Linked DNA regions of Mus musculus: region 2 is linked to region 1. The links are chromatin loops, found by intact Hi-C in ENCODE. Cell type or tissue: gastrocnemius. All regions are shown on one strand.

Region 1 (8,000 bases):
GGCTGATGATTCTTAAAATAAAAGTACCGTTACATGATTTGACTCATTTTCCCACTCTTTAAGTAAGTTAAAAGCGCAGTTCTCCTGTGAGAGCCGTCCACAGGGAGTGCTTGGGGAGCACAGAGTAAAGCGGCAGCTGTGTGCTAAGATCATCCCAGTACACACCAGGGACCACAGCCACAGTGCCAGATCACTTCCCACCCCATTCACAATCAAAGAGAGGCCTCAAATACAGAAGTACTGAGCTGGGTTGTACGTGTGTCCTGGCTGTGACAGCAAATGCTTCCTGCTCAGAGACAAAGCTATGGAGATGAGCTGGGCCTGATGGCTCACTCCTTTAACCTACCACTTGGGAGGCAGAGGTAGGTGATCTCTAGGCCAGCCTGATCAATATAGTGAATTTTAGGTCAGCTAGGTTTACACAGCAAGATCTTGTTTTCAAAAAACAAAACAAAAAACCCCTACAAGCCACAGAAGAGAATGCAAACACAAGAGACAGCAGTGTTGGGTCTGCACACACAACTAGAGCTGTTGGCAGCTGAGCCTCCATTATGTCCTCCAAGTCACTGTGTGCCCAAACCCTGGCTGCCTGTGGCTTCTGATGAGCGGGTGTGTCCACACTTGTCATCAGCTCTCAGCACACAGTCAAGGTCCTCCTGACAATACAGAATCAGTGTACAAAAATCCATGTTTTTACACAAAAGCATCAAAAACGTTTGTATGAGATTCTGATTTTTACAAATCCCTGGTCTCGGGCGGTGAGCTAGCTCAGTGGGTAAAGGGACCATCTGATCACCAGAGAGAAAGAAACACCCGAGAGCTGTCCTCTGACATCCACGTGTGCCAAGGCCCTCAAAGATACCCAGAAAGAGGGCTAGAGTGACAGCCCACCCCCTAACCCAGTGCTGAGGCTTACTTGGTGAAGGAAGTCCACCAAGAGGCAGTGAGCTTTCATCTTGTCCTCCAGCTGGTGCAAAATGATCAGTGAGGTGTTGCTCAGCCCAGGGGCCTCTGTCAGAACACAGCAGCAAAATGTAGACACAAAACCATTTTCAGAACAGTAGCAGACAGAAAGAAACAAGCTGGGAGGAGCTAAAAGGAGCAGAGCACCAATCCTTAACAAGAGTTACATATGTCACTCAAAGAGCTGCACAACTGGATACATAATTCACGGTGGCTCACATCAGTCATCTGACCTCTTGGTAAAGTGGGAGCAGGAGATAACAAGGCTAGACCAGGCTATAGTGAGTTCTGGGACATCTTAGACTACAAAGTGAGACTCTGTGTCAAAAGAGCTTTTAAATTCAGAGAAAAACCTAGTATTCTTGACACTGTGCCCTGGGTTAGTCACTGTACGACTTGGCTCCAAGAAAGCAGCAAGGAAACGTCCCAAGTCCCGTGCAAGGCTCAGCAGACATCTCGGAAGCAGACCTTGGTGTGGAGAGAGATTTGCATCTGACACACTTTCTGGTAACTAGGAATGCAGAGCAGCCTAAGTGGGTTGTCACCTGGGACAGCGGGGGAGGGGAGGTGTTCACTTCTGAATACCAAGAATTTCTCCAACACCTGGGAGATCCTACCAGCCAATGCTTAGAGTGTGCCGAAACTATTTACTTTGGAGCAAGTGAGAACCAAATGCTTACCAACTCCTCTGTGAAGGCTGTCATTCTTGGCTGTCCACTCCAGTACACGTGAATTAACTAGAAACTCAAGCCCCTGGGCACACCTGTGAGGTATTTTTATTTAACTGGATCACTTGAGATTGGTAGGAAGATCCATCTTAAATCTGGACCATTTGAGGTCAGAAGACCCATTCTAAATCTGGGCCATACCCTGTCATGGCAGCCAAGTAACGAAAACCAACACTCCTCTCAGCTCCGTTTTAATTCCTCCATCATAATAAAGGCATGCTTTTGCTCTTTGCCAGCTCGGTCTTGCTCTCACTGGAAGGTCCGCTCTTTCACTGGCACAAGAGCCGGGTCCTTGGAGACTCTGATGTGTACTGAAGAGCAGCTGAGACATCCAGCCTTGCGGACTGAACAACTGCTAACTGTTGAATTTTCTGACGGTAGCCGGCCTGCCATGTGGACGGGAAGGACCACAGCGTGCAGGGTGCTCTAAGCTCTAATAAACTCCATTACTTACTCATCCTACTGTTTCTGCTCCTCTAGAGAACCCTGACTAACACAGCCACCAAGCTGTTTTAGATTAAAATGCTAAGAATCAGAACTCTTTCTACTCTGACACACGGGCCATGTGTTTGGGGCCCTTGTCACAATGTGCCGGAGGGAAGGCTACCTTTAACTGCTTGAGACACTAAAAGTGTGCGGAGTGGTCACTGAGTGTGGAAACCAACACTCCTTTCAGCTCTGTGCTCCGTTTTAATTCCTCCATCATAACGAATCAAGTCGACTTACCCTGGGGGACAGACTCTGCCCAGCGTGGGTCTGAGGCCGGGTAGTCATCAATCAGGTCCACACTGATCTGAGTCACGGCCTTGTCTAGCTCAGGGTCCGAATCCAAATCCGTGTGAGAGGAAAACAGCTCATCAGCCATTATCTGAGCGCGGCCCAAATCTTTCCTGCCGTGAACGGAGCGAGAATGCATCACGAAGGCAAGACTTTCCCAAGCTCCCCACACAAACACAAACGAAGGCTAAATTCACATGTACACGCTTCAGTCCAAAGGTCTGTGAATAGCACAAGAATAAGGTTTCTGTGCAGCTGTACACTCATCAATACACTGAAGCCTCTGTCAGGCCAAGCACCATCCAATGACTGGGACAGAGAGAAAGTCACCATGGCATCAGTCAGACCACTAACCACGCAATGGTATATTTGCAGGGAAGTGCTTGGACATAGAGGTCAGACAGAACTGTTACCTCCACAGGCTCTAGAGTCACCTTCAAGACAAATCTCTGGAGTTCTCTAAGTTGAGGTGGGAAGACTCAGTCATCGGCCAGACTGAATAAAAAGTGAAGTGGAATGGAACGCACTCCCCACGACCATCCCCTGTGATGACCACTCCCTTTGACCTTTCCCCATGAGGGATGACCACTGTCAGCTCTAAGCTACAACAAAAGTCCTTCCTTTTTTTAAACTGTCAGATATTTGGTCACAACAATGAGGAAAGTAACTAACACACCAGCAAGCACCAGGAAGGAAAATAAACCCTTTAGAGGGAAGGAGAGCTCTCTGGAGGAAGAGGCCAAGGGGTATCAGCCATCCACAGAGCATGCTCTGTTGTCACCAAGGACGCTGCATCAGATGTAAAAAACAGGTCACCTAGTGTCTGAGCAAGGGTTTCTAATGCTGCAATAAAACACCATGACCAAAAAGCAAGCTGGGGAGGAAAGGATACGTCCCCATTGCTGCTTATCAGTGAAGGAAATCATGACAGGAACTCAGAACAGGGCAAGACCTTGGTGGCTGATGGAGGGGCATGGAGGGATGTTACTTACTGGCTTGCTTCCTCTGGCTTGCTCACCTTGCTCTCTTATAGAACCCAGGACCACCAGCCAAGGGATGGCACCACCCACAAGGGGCTGGCCCCATTGATCACTAATTGAGAAAATGCCTTACAGCTGGATCTCATGGAGGCATTTCCTCAACTGAGACTCCTTCCTCTCTGATGACTCCAGCTTGTGTCAAGTTGACACAAAACCAGCCGGTGCACCTGGAAAGTTTGGGGGGAAAGTTCCAGAGCAACAGCATGAAGGACAGTGAGCTCCTAAAAAGAGGACTCTTCTAACCTGGGCAGAGTCATGAGAAAATACCCAGATACCAGTAAGGCCAAGAAGAAGATAAATATGGCCTACACCGAGAAGGCATGAAGGAGATCTAAACATGCACAGCCTGCAGACTGCGGTGTGTGGCTGCACACAACCCCAGGGTCCCGAGGGTGTGCAGGCGCCACTCTAGTCCAACTGTCAAATATGGGAAGTTAGGAGGATCTGGTAGTAACTCAGAACTCTAGTGGAAGAATGGTGTTTTTACTGTGAAGTGTCCACTTCCTTAAAACTCCTGGTCCTGAGCCATGCACAAGTAAAGCTCTTGGGTATAGCTATGTTGGGTATAGCTATGGGTCTAGGGTATAGCTGCGTTGGACCCAGAAACACTTCCTGAGACTATTTAGGCTGAGGCCCCTTTCTGTACCTGGTAACCCTTCCCTGGGAACACCTCAAACTGCCTGCATTAGATGAGCAACACCCCACACTCATGTCTACCTGGAGCCTCGGTGCTCTCTATTTGGGAAGGATGAATTAAGATAAGGATGATCTTGGGGGGGGGCAAAACCCAGCCTACAGCTGATGTAAGGTCACGTGCTGAGTGCAGTGGGACAAGTCTGATACCCTAGCACAAGGAGTGCAAGGCTGAGGGAGAATGATCTCCAGTTCTAGGCTAGCCTAGGCTACACAAGTCGCTGCCTCGAAAGAAAAGAACTAGAAAGAGGCAAACAGAAAAGAAGCATCAACAAGCTCACAAGCTTGTCAGGGGCCATGGTTGTGAGGATGAGAGCATGAACGCACTTCCCAGACCCTCCAGGGCACTGTGGCCCTGTGACCCTGTAATGTGAGCCCCATAAGCCACAGACTTTATGGTCATTTGTCTTTTTTGGTTTCCTCAAAACAGGGTTTCTCTATGTAGCCCTGGCTGTCCTCGAACTCAGAAATCCACCTGCCTCTGCCTCCCAAGTGCTGGGATTAAAGGTGTGCACCACCACTGCCTGGCTTGGTCATTTGTTTTGGTAGCCATAAGAAACCAAAATGAAAGCTACAGTTCCTGGCTGCACTTTCATGCACAGTCTACAAGACCATCACTAGAAACCTGTGCAAGATGAAATAACCCAAATCTCTCTAGTAAGACTCAACCATGCAATACAAGGCCATAAATACACACTCCACTATCTGGTGGTGCCCCCATGTGGACAGGACAGGGAGACCAGCAGACCATAAACAAGGCAGTGTTAGACTGACAAGCTTAGAGTCTCCTAAGTGAACGTGCACCATCCTGCACCATCCTGCAGGTGGCAGTAGAGGCATCTTTCCAAACCAAGACATGCAAGGCAAACTACTGCTCCTTCACCCCTCTCCTCAAACTGCCAGAACCAGCAACCATGCTACCTACAGCCTCGCTGCTCTGGCAAGAGACAGACTTGGCAGGCAAGGCATTTTCCCAAGTCTATTCAAACATAAACCAATCCTGCCTATGAAGGAAAGTACGTAACAGGCAGATAATGTGATGATAAGAAACTGACATGTGAACCAGTGCCCATGGCGGTTCCACTGTACACGCATGCCCTAAAACCTAGACGGCACAGTTCTAAGGCTACTGTGCCCCAAACATACTCCAGTACATCAGGAACCCTGCACTCCACAAACAAGCCCAGCCAGCCCGTGAGAGTGGGGTCAAGTTCTAGGGGCTCTTTGCACAGGTGACTCATCTGCTAAAGACACGTGGTCAGCCCCAAAGAGCTGAAATGATCTCCAGCTGTCGACAACTGGGGCTGGAGCCCCAGGCTTCCAACAGGCTATAGGGATCTACTTGTACAAGACCTAATCAATAATTACAGATGCTTCCCCAAACTCTCATAAACAAAACACCTTGTATTTACAAAATTTTTTGAATAAAGAAAAATGAAAACCAAATAATATGAAGCTAAAAAATAGACAACACTTGAAAGTTTTATCTGTTATGTTTGACTCTCAGGACTATTTGACAATGTTTGGAGATAATGTGGTTATAACAAACAGGGGGAAGGACCAGTGTGGTACCAGGCTTCTAGTGGGAGAGTCAAGGGTGCTGCTCAACAGATGCCCCCAACTGGTTACCTGTCTCAAATGTCAAGGCAGCAATCACACTCTACAGGAAGCAAAGAGCTGCCAGCCAAGGCCCTACAAATGTGAGAAGTCCAGGCCAGAAACAGCCACATCGGAATCTGGGCACAACGAGAGCACAGCTGGGACTTGCCCAACTGCCACCCGACCTGATCTCCAACAGCCAAACTGCAGAATCTGAGCAAGCCTGAAGAACACTGGGTTCTGTGGTAACTAAACCTAAGTCAAAGGAGATGCTTCTGCAACATCCATACAACTCAGTCTGCAATTTATCCACTTTGATACTTTATAAGGGAGACCATGTCCACTGTCTTCAAGACTGCCAATTTGAATGGCCATTGTTTCCCATGAAGGCCGTGTTAAGATCCGATGCTCCCGACCTACACGGGGCCTCACTGGCTGTCAGGTTCAGATAATTGTTTAGAACCTCAGCACCCAGAAAGACTTCCTCGAAACGGCACACTCTCACCACTAGCTCTCAGTGCCCACCAGTGCACAGCAAGCATCAGCAAACTGTGTCCCACACAACTGTAAGCTGTAGCTTATACTTTTGTACATTGTGTGAAGTTTACCCTTGTGTTAATCAAATACTGATTTTTTTCTGCTCCTATATCCTGTTTCAATCTGGACAGGGCATTGTAATCCTTATACCAATAATCTCTGGTCTCAAATTTGTGTAATTCTTACCATTTGTTCTCTACCTTATCAATAAATGCTGATCACCCAATGGCTGGGCAGAACAGAGAACAGGGCGGGCTGTGGACCAAGCAGAGGAAGGAGAGAGGAGGCTCAGATCCTCCAGGAGAATGGAGGGGTGGAGCCATGAGGCAGGGGGTCTGGAGAAAGATCATGGAAACACAGCTAAGCCCAAGGTGCAAGATCAATAATATTATCAAAGCACACTGGGATGGGCTAAGAGGCAGCCACATTAGCAGAGGAGGGTGGGGTCAGCTATTAAGGGGCAGCTTTAAATCTTGGTTTCTCTGTTTGTTATTGGGGACTAAATTAGCTGCTAATACTTATATTAAGGATAATTCATTTACAACACGCTGTGATTTAAAATGTGCTAGGCCAGCTGAGCATAGTGGTCATGGCTACAAATCCTGCATTAGAGGAGCAAGATAGGAGGACCAGCCTGAGTTACACAGCAAGACCCATAAAGCAACAGGGAGGTGCGTGGGTATGTGCTGGGGTGGTTAGGAGCGGCTCTTGCTCTTGCAGAGGACGTTTTGGTTCCTGTCACCCTGATCAGGTGCGTCACAATTGCCTGTAACTCCAGCTCCAAGAGATCTGATGCCCTTTTCTGGATTCTATGAACACACACACACAGAGACAGAGACAGAGAGATCTTAGGTGCCATACCTGCAGTACTGTAGAAATGCAGCCTTAAGCAGTTTTGTCTTGTCTTCATGGGCTACAGTTTCGTTTTTTGTGGTGGTCTCAAAAACCATACTCTGCAAAGAAAAAAGCTATCACTTAGAGGTGAAGGCACAGGATCATTCCTACCTGAAAGGTGATCCTGCGGTAGATCACACAGCCAGAGCTGATTGCTGATGACCAATCAAAGCCCTGCAGGAAAGGCAGGTAACTCAGGACTTTCCCACCATTGGTCAGAACTGTCCCAACTGTCTCTATGCTTGTCACAATGGGCATTAGCGGGAATGACACGGCTGAGCAGGACTAAGGAGAACTAGGAAGAAACGGAACAGTGCAAAAGGAACTCAGGACCATGGAGCAGCACTGCCAGATAACCAGCCACGTGATCACAACAGGAGCTAAAATACACCACCTTCCGGACAAACTGCCAATCCATTCCAATTTTGTTGTTGTTGTTTAAAATGCTTATTTTTATTTTATGTGTATGAGTGTTTGACTGCATGCATATATGTACACACGTGTTCTGTACCTGAGGCCCTCAAAGGCCAGGAAAGAGAACAAGATCTCCTGAAACTGGAGTTACAAATGGTTCTGAGCACTATAAGGGTGCTAGGATCAAACCCAGGTCCTCTACAAGAGCAGCAAATGCTCTAAATTGCTTAGCCATTTCTCCAGCATCCCCCTCCCTTTTTTGAGACAGGACCTGGAACTCTCTATGTAGACCATGCTGGCCTGTAACTCACAGAGTTACACCTGCCTTTGCCTCCCAAGTGCTGGTATTAAAGAC
Region 2 (8,000 bases), 88 kb before region 1:
CCCTGCTCTGGAGATAAAGGAACATGAGTCTAAGTAATACAGCAGGGCTAGAGAGCCGGATCAGTGGGTGAGAGCACTTGTTCTTACAAAGGACTCAAGTTCGATTCTCAACTTAACCACCACGTTGGGCACCAGGTATCCATGTGGTGCTTAAACATCCATTCAGGCAAAACATTCATGAAAAACTAATAAAAATAAATCAAGTGGGACTACAAAACCTCCCCAATTATTATTAATGATCATTAGTATTAACGATTAGAGGAGAGCCAAATTAGTAAAAATTATCTAGGATGCCCAAATGTACACATTTTTAAACTGAATATAAATTAGAAGCTGTGGGCGGGGATGGCTTTTCTTGGACAGTGGGGCTGTGGCTGGCTGGGATGGACATGGGTCCTGCTCATGTGCTGTGTAGTGCAGTGATTTGTCAGCACGTAGATCACTTGGAGAAGAAAGTTTGGCTCCAAGTCATGATTTTAGCCAAACAGCCCCAACTGGCGTAGTAACTGCCACAGTGTGCTGCCTTCATCCTGTCAGCTCGGGGGTCAGGGCACAACAATGGCTATTCTTCAGAAAGGGTTGGGCTCCCATAACTGAGCACATCAACACACCCGGACCAATACCCTGTGATCCCAGCACTTGGGAGGCATGGTCAAGAGAGCCAAAAGTTTAAGACCAACCTCAGCTACATGTAACCTTATCTCATAAAAACAGACAACAAAAATATATATTTATGTGTATTAATTTTACATTTACAGAAAGAGAAGGTTTAGGTACTGGATTTTGCATGTTTCTACATGAGAATCCTGAACAGGCTTGTCAGCACTTAAAAGTCACTGTCATTGGGCCAGCAAGATGGCTTAGAGGACAAAGACACTTGCCTCCAAGCCCGAGGACATCAATTTCATCCCTGTGGCCCACATAGCGGAAGGAAGAAAAGTCTGACCTACAAACTGTCCTCTGACCACTGCGCCCACACCATAGCATGCACTCCCTCCTAGAATGAGAATCTGCACTGAGATTTTAAAGATCACTCTCTCTCACTCTGCTAAATGTGGCTCCCTCTCTTCTTTGATACCATTTGTAGAGCTGATGTTCCTGGAAACCAGTGCACTGACTGGCGAGAACGTCGAAGAGGCTTTCATGCAGTGTGCAAGGAAAATACTTAACAAAATTGAATCAGGTACCAGCCTTTCCCTGGCCTCATCTGTGGGTTTTGCCCTGTAGCTCACCAGTGCCCCCTGCTGGCTGTGATGAGCAAGGCTGTAGTAAAGCTCTGCTATATAGCAAGTCAGTCATGCTTACCTGAGAGAAGCAAGCTCCCAGGAGTCCCTGGTCAGGGGCAGGTGTGCGCTGGGTGCTATCAACTTGAGTTGTTACACACTAGTAAGTGAACATTGCTATTGCTGTTGCTTAGTTTTAAGTTCATTTTTTTATGCATAATACTGTTACATGATTCCACTCAAACATCGAAAACTCAGGCTCAGAAAGCACACATTTTTCGTGCGGAGGATCCAAATTCCGTTCCGTTCCTAGCACCTATACTGGATAGCTCATAACCGTCTCTAATTCCAAGAGATCCAATGAATGCCCTCTCGTGGCCATCTTGGGCTCCTGCACACAGGTGTGCATACACACATTTTAAATAAATCTTGAAAACTCCAGAAGCCCCTGAAGTCACTAGGAATGTTTCATGCCCTGTACTTGAATGAATACTTCATTCTTGTAGGCACTGGGGTGATAGCATATAAATGTGAGGACCTGAGTTTGATCCCTAGCACCCGTGTAATAATCTGGGTGTGATAGTACATGCTAGTAATCGAGGCACTGGTAAGGCAGAGTCAGGAAGACCCCTGAGGCTCACTCGCCAGGCTGTGTTGCCAAGTTATTGAACCCCAGGTCTCAGAGAACCCATGTCTCAAAACAGGTAGAAAGCATGCATGTTGAGCTCTGGCATCCATGTGTTACACACCTACACACGTGTTACACACCTGTGCACATGTGTTACACACATTTTAAAACTAAGGCATTTCTTTTCCAGCCCAGTGTGGTGGCGCACACCTTTGGTCCCAGCATTAGGGAGGCAGAGACAGATAAATCTCTATACTCAAGGCCAGTCTGGCCCACATAGTAAGCCAAAGCTAAATAGTGAGTCCCTGTTTCAAAAAACAAAAAATATTGTTAGTAGATATATTTTTGCTCTCCACAATGAAGACACAAATGCATGGGACATCACACTTTGCCCTTTACTTACCGTGTGTGGGGAACACAGAGTCACAGGCATTTTCCTGGTCCTCAGGTGAACTGGACCCCGAGAGGATGGGCTCTGGCATCCAGTATGGAGACGCTGCCCTGAGACAGCTGCGGTCACCTCGGCGTACACAGGCTCCAAGTGCACAGGAGTGTGGCTGCTAGGCGCCCCAGTGACACAGGTGGATGTTGGGGGCCCTGCATCCTGGCAGGAAGGAGGGGCTGTAAAACTGCAGTAGGAGGTGAAGAGGAGGGGAGGAGAGGCCCTTAGGAATAGTCAGAGGTCATCCCCACAGGACTGGCCCTGCAGGAGCTCCTCCCCCAACCATTCAGAAGCAAAGACCGGGCTGACAGGGAGAGCCCAGTGGTCGTGCTGTAGCCATTCTTCACTCAAACCACGGAGTGCACTCGACCTAACCGGAGCATCTCCAGAACTAGCAAGCTCTCCGCTAAACTTTCAGTAGCGCCCTCTCCCATTTACCATAGTGGACATTTTTGTTGGGGAAGTTGAGGCAGGAACTCACTCTCCAGCCCACCTGGGCCCCTACCTTAGGACAATCCTCCTGCCTCAGCCTCCCTCCCAAGCCCTGGGATTCCAGGTCCCCATGCCCAGCTCACAGGCTGGCGAGCAGTGTGAGCCAGTGTTGATGCAGTCAGGTCTGCCGGGCTCTGAGCCGTTTGGTCTTTACAAGCACAGGAGTATCTGAATCACGCTTAACGGTTCTCAGGTTCAGCGGTGGGTCCTGGAGTACAGCCGCCGGAGCCTGAAGAGGCTGGAGTTTTTACTACCATCTTTTCTACTCGGCACAGAAGTAGATCTTCCTGGGGAACGGTGTACGCTGGCAGCCGGGGCTCAGCAGCCATTCTGCGAACTAACTCAGCGGACAGTACCTTTAGATGCCACATGTATGCAGACCCCTGCCCCACACGTACCCTTCACGTTCTGTTAAATCCAGCTTGTGCTGCCCACAGCACGTTCCCACAGCACAGAGCCGGTGTGACATGACAGAACCCTGCACTCAGTGAGCTTTCTTTTTAAACTCCCAGGAAATGCAGTTGTGAATGTGAGAGAGCGTGCTTTTCTCATTGCGCGTTGGTTAACTCCCAGGAGATGCAGTCATGAACGTGAGCGTGCTTTCCTCCTTGTGTTGGTTATGCGTATGACCCGGTATGAAAGGACTCTGGTGTGAACAGCCAGTGCGTTTCTTATTTAATCCCTCTCCCCCCACCCCTTTTACACTGTTTCTGTGATCCACACCTGAAATGCTAAACCCACAGGACTCATTAACACCTGGAAATAAAGTGGAACGGAGTTTCTCACGCACAGTACACTGTCCTGCTCTGTGCAGTCGCGTGAGCCTGCCCAGGCTGCTCGGCTTCCACGCCACCCTCACCGTCTCCCGGCCAGAAGACACACTGTTGACCGCAATGCTTTTCCTGAAGCTCAGTGTAGGGGCATCGACCGCCACCTCTTCGCATGGGTCGTTGTTTCGTGGTCATTTTCAGGAAACTCACTACCTCTAGGACAAAGGATATTGCTTATTAAGAAATCCTGGCCAAGGCTAAAGTGCTTTGGTTTGCATGTGCAAGGCCCCGGGCTTGGTCTCCAGCAAACACCTCCATACCACACACCTACGGTCACACCTAGGTCAGACGTGCTGATAGCACACCTATAATCCCTGCACTCAGTGAACTGAGACAGCAGAGGGCGCTCATGAGTTCAAGACCAGCTTGAGCTTAAGAGACTGGAGTACGGTGTATGGGGTGGGTACCTCATAAGAGGTGAATCTCACAAAATATCTTTGTAGCTCTTCCTGAATACGTAAATGCCTTACTGCATACAACTATCAAGTCGACCCGCTTCTGTTTTCAGGCAGGGTCTCACTATGTAGCCCTGGAACTTGCTGTGTAGACCGGGATGATCTCAAACTCACAAAATCCACCTGCCTCTGCCTTATGAGTTCTGGGAGTAAAGGCCTGTGCCGCCACACCAGGCAAAGCTTTTTTCCCCAACAAACAGTGTCTCCTGAGCACTGCTTTGTGCACATTTTAATATGCCGAAACTTCATTGCTATCCTATTCTGCTCTCTTCTATTTAAAACGTTGTCCAATTTTGAGATTTCTGGTTGGCAATTTATGAATATGCTACTTAGTGTCCACCTCAGCTCTGGTCTTCTGTCACCAACTTCACAGTAGAATATAATGCATGATCTCACTTGCTTTGGCTGGCCAGGTCTGTTTATACACTAGGACTGCTGTCTCAGTAATGCTGTGTCCCGGAAGGGCTTGCACGGCTCTGGCTGGGGGAAGCAGCCTCTGCCCATTGGCACATGGTGGTCACTGGGATCTCCTGCATTGTGGCTGATCCTCACCTGTCATCTCTAGTGCTCATGGGAGGTGCAAGCCTCCAGCTTACTCTGAACTCCTCAGTCCTCCCTATCTGTAGCTGACCCATAAGACGCCCCAGCTGGACCTGGCCACACAGCCTCAGCCTCTGCCTCCGTCCCAATACAGTAGCTGCTAGGACACCTTCCGTTACCTGCATCAGTCCGTGGGTGGGACGCTCACATGTTCTGCAGAGTCAGATGGGTCCCGGGAAGTCTTGGCAGCTTTGCAGTGTGGTTGGCATGGAAACACCAAGACATGGTATACACTGATATGTTTGTTTTGGTTTGCATTCTTTTTTAATGCTGTTCAGCCTCTCTGAACCTGCTCTCTTTTAGGTAAAACATTTTTAGTATTAAATATCTCACTGTAAAATTTTTGAATCATTTTAGTCTTTTCAGAGTTCCCCCCTCCCCTTTAAGAGAGGGTCTTACTCTAGCCCAGGCTGGCTCCACACTCAAGATAATCCTGCCTCAGCCTCCTTATGCTGGGATTATGGTGTGTGCCAATATGACCAACTCTAGATAAGGAATTCCCAGCTGACTTTTTTTCCCCACTAATGATCCACATTCTCTGGTCTCTATGAAGAATTTGCCATCATTCAGATTGTCAAAGAAGGGTGTGGGTTTTCTTTGAGCACCTCATGCTGTCTTTTTCGTTCTGGGCAGTTTGATGACAATGTGTCCTAATGTGGCCTCTAACCCAAATCCTGCCTCTGCTTCCCCCAGGATCACGGGGGGGGGGGGGGGGCGGGGGGGGCGTGGCTCAGAGCATTTCTTTGGGTCTTTCCCACGTATGGTTCGCTCAACTACTTTCATCAGAGCAGGAGTTTCCAGATGTCATTCATTCTGAGCCTTTTAATGCCTTCACTGTTTTGGTCACCTTCCATATCACGGGTCCCCTTGAGACTCTTTCTTCAGTTTCTCTCTTGTTGCTACACTGGTGAGTATCTCTCTTCCATTCCACCACTGTGTCTATCCAGCTGTGCTCGCTTAGTTTGTTTCCATTTAGGGATCATGTTTGATGGTAAAGGCTTGCTCTGTAACCCTGATGGACCCAAGCTGACTTCAAACTCACAAAAATGTTCCTGTCTCTGCCTCCCCCATTCTGGGAATAAGATGTACAGCAACATCCCATTTACATGGCTCTTTATGACATCCGTCTCCTTACTGACCATTCAGTCTAGGCGTTGAGAGCATTTCCATCGCTCACTAGAGCTACTTGGATGCCTGCACTGTATTTGCTCTTTCCTCTTGAGTCTCCCCATTCAGACACCGAGTGGCATGGCCTTGAGGCTCACTGAGGCTTAGTTTCCTTTGATATGCTAGCTATGGCCAGGTGACCCAAGTGAGCAGCAGCTCTGAAGAGGAAGCAGAGGCTGTCTCAGTATCCTGAAGTGCGGGTGGCCCTGGAAATAAGCTTAGCGCAACAGTGGAAACTTTCCCTCAATGCAATTTTGTTACTATTTAAGAAACCCAGGAGCTGGAGAGATCTCTCAGAGGTTAAGAGAACTGACTGTTCTTCCAGGGGTCCTGAGTTCAATTCCCAGCACCCACATGGTGGTTTATATCCATCTATAATGGAATCAGATGCCCTCTTCTGGTGTGTCTGAAGATTAGCAACAATGTACTCATTTACATAAAATAAATAAATAAATCTTTGCCAGGTGCCTTTAATCTCAGCACTTGGGAGGCAGAGGCAGGCAAATTTCTAAGTCTGAGGTCAGCCTGGTCTATAGAGTGAGTTCCAGGACAGCCAGGACTATACAGAGAAACCCTGTCTCAGGAGAGGAGGGAGGGAGGGAGGGAGGAAAGAACAGGAAAGGAAAGGAAAGGAAAGGAAAGGAAAGGAAAGGAATCCAGGATGCAGGATATACTGCAGAAATGAGTGCTGACAACTTCCAGCTTCCATCCCGTGGGACACCCACCAACTCCCACTGCCTAAAGACCCCCACCAAAGGTCCATGGAGTTAAAAATGCATAGACCAAGCCGGGCGTGGTGGCGCATGCCTTTAATCCCAGCACTCAGGAGGCAGAGGCAGGTGGATTTCTGAGTTTGAGGCCAGCCTGGTCTACAAAATGAGTTCCAGGACAGCCAGGGCTACACAGAGAAACCCTGTCTCGAAAAACAAAAACAAAAACAACAACAAAAAAATGCATAGACCAAAACAAAACAAAACAAGCAAAGCAAACGAAAAAACCTGCTTCTTGTAGAGATTTTTTTAAAAAAAATCTTCAGATACTCTCAGTTACTTAAAAGCTCTTGTACGTTCCCACCGATCAGATTTTTCTACAAAGGTGTTTAAAGGTCCATAATTACTGCGGTCCCGGGATGCTGTCCATGGTGCTGACTTGGGTGCTGCGCGTGATCATATTCGAGAGGCCTAGCAGGGATTGTCCCAGGAGCTGAACATCCATCTCGTGATATGAGTCCTATGTCTGATGTAACTGTGTCTTGTACAAACCTGGATAAAGAGAGAAGATGTCTATAAAGATAAATGATGGGTGGGCCAGCACACAGACCTTAATAAACCACTAACTCACCTCCTCTGTAGAAGTGGGTAGCAGAAAAAAAAATGTAGTTCTGCCAATCTAAAGCCTGTTTTGAGGGCTGGGTATAGAATTCAATTGGCAGAGTAACCACCTCACATGCATGAAGCCCTGGGTTCTTGCATCCCCAGAGCTGCAGTAACTAGGTGGCACACACCTGTTATCCCAGCAGTTCAGAGGTAGAGACAGGAAGTGCAGAAAGTTCAAGGTTATCCTTGCCCATTTAGTTCCAAAGCTAGTCTGGGCTACGTGAAACCCTGTCTCAGGAGGAGGAGGAGGAGGAGGAGGACCATCATCATCACCATCTACTATGGTGGCGGATACACTTGAGAGGTAAATGAATCTACATAGTGAGTTCCGGGACAGTCAGGGCTACATAAGAAAGACACCGCCCCCCAACCCAAATCCATTTCAAATTCACATGCAAGTATTTTGAAATGACCCACAAAGACCTTACCTGGGTCAGGAACTGCAGAATTGGCCATGGGACAGCACTGGCTTAATCCAGAAAGTAGATCATGCAGCTATCCTGGTTTTCTTGAGGAGTTAACTTACCAGGAAAGCAAACTCTCACCCTCGCCTGCACTGGGCCTCCTGCTTGCTCCTCTCCAATTAATATTTCCGGTGTCCTCTGTGTCAGGAAGTCCTGTTCCATTTGCAAAGTCTTTTAAAGATGTTTTTATCGCTGCTTTGTCTCCTGCCATGTGGAGACCCCAATGCCTCCTGCGTGCCAAGCAAACACCTATCTCACCCTTGCTCGCTCTCCTCTCTTGCCATTTAGTCTCGCTCTTGTGAGGTTAGCACAGACCTTTGAAT

The links. Hi-C counts contacts between places; a loop is a spot of excess contacts. Peaks named below come from ENCODE experiments on the same cell type or tissue, not always from the same donor. Only the 100,000 strongest peaks of a DNase experiment are listed, where the experiment ranks them.
Region 2: it touches region 1 in a loop (2.7-fold over the local background); 4 of 42 quality-filtered maps call a loop at or near these places.

What each region holds. Positions count from the first base shown.
Region 1 is chr8:123,919,932-123,927,931 of GRCm38, forward strand. It overlaps Nup133 (nucleoporin 133), which reads right to left. Exons shown (of 26, transcript NM_172288.2): 12 at 7,199-7,290; 13 at 2,418-2,581; 14 at 917-1,011. Among named protein-coding and RNA genes, the nearest start is that of Nup133, 25 kb to the right of the region's middle. In gastrocnemius, no CTCF peak of the experiment used is centred here; a DNase peak (open chromatin) is centred at 4,988; H3K27ac peaks cover 1,728 bases.
Region 2 is chr8:123,831,716-123,839,715 of GRCm38, forward strand. It overlaps Rab4a (RAB4A, member RAS oncogene family), which reads left to right. Exons shown (of 8, transcript NM_009003.3): 6 at 1,088-1,183; 7 at 2,300-2,432; 8 at 2,979-3,576. The coding sequence ends at 2,415. Gm51601 (a long non-coding RNA gene) reads right to left here and starts at 2,344. Exons shown (of 2, transcript XR_003947608.1): 1 at 2,255-2,344. In gastrocnemius, CTCF peaks have their summits at 1,244 (motif pointing left) and 3,958 (motif pointing right); DNase peaks (open chromatin) are centred at 1,249 and 3,961.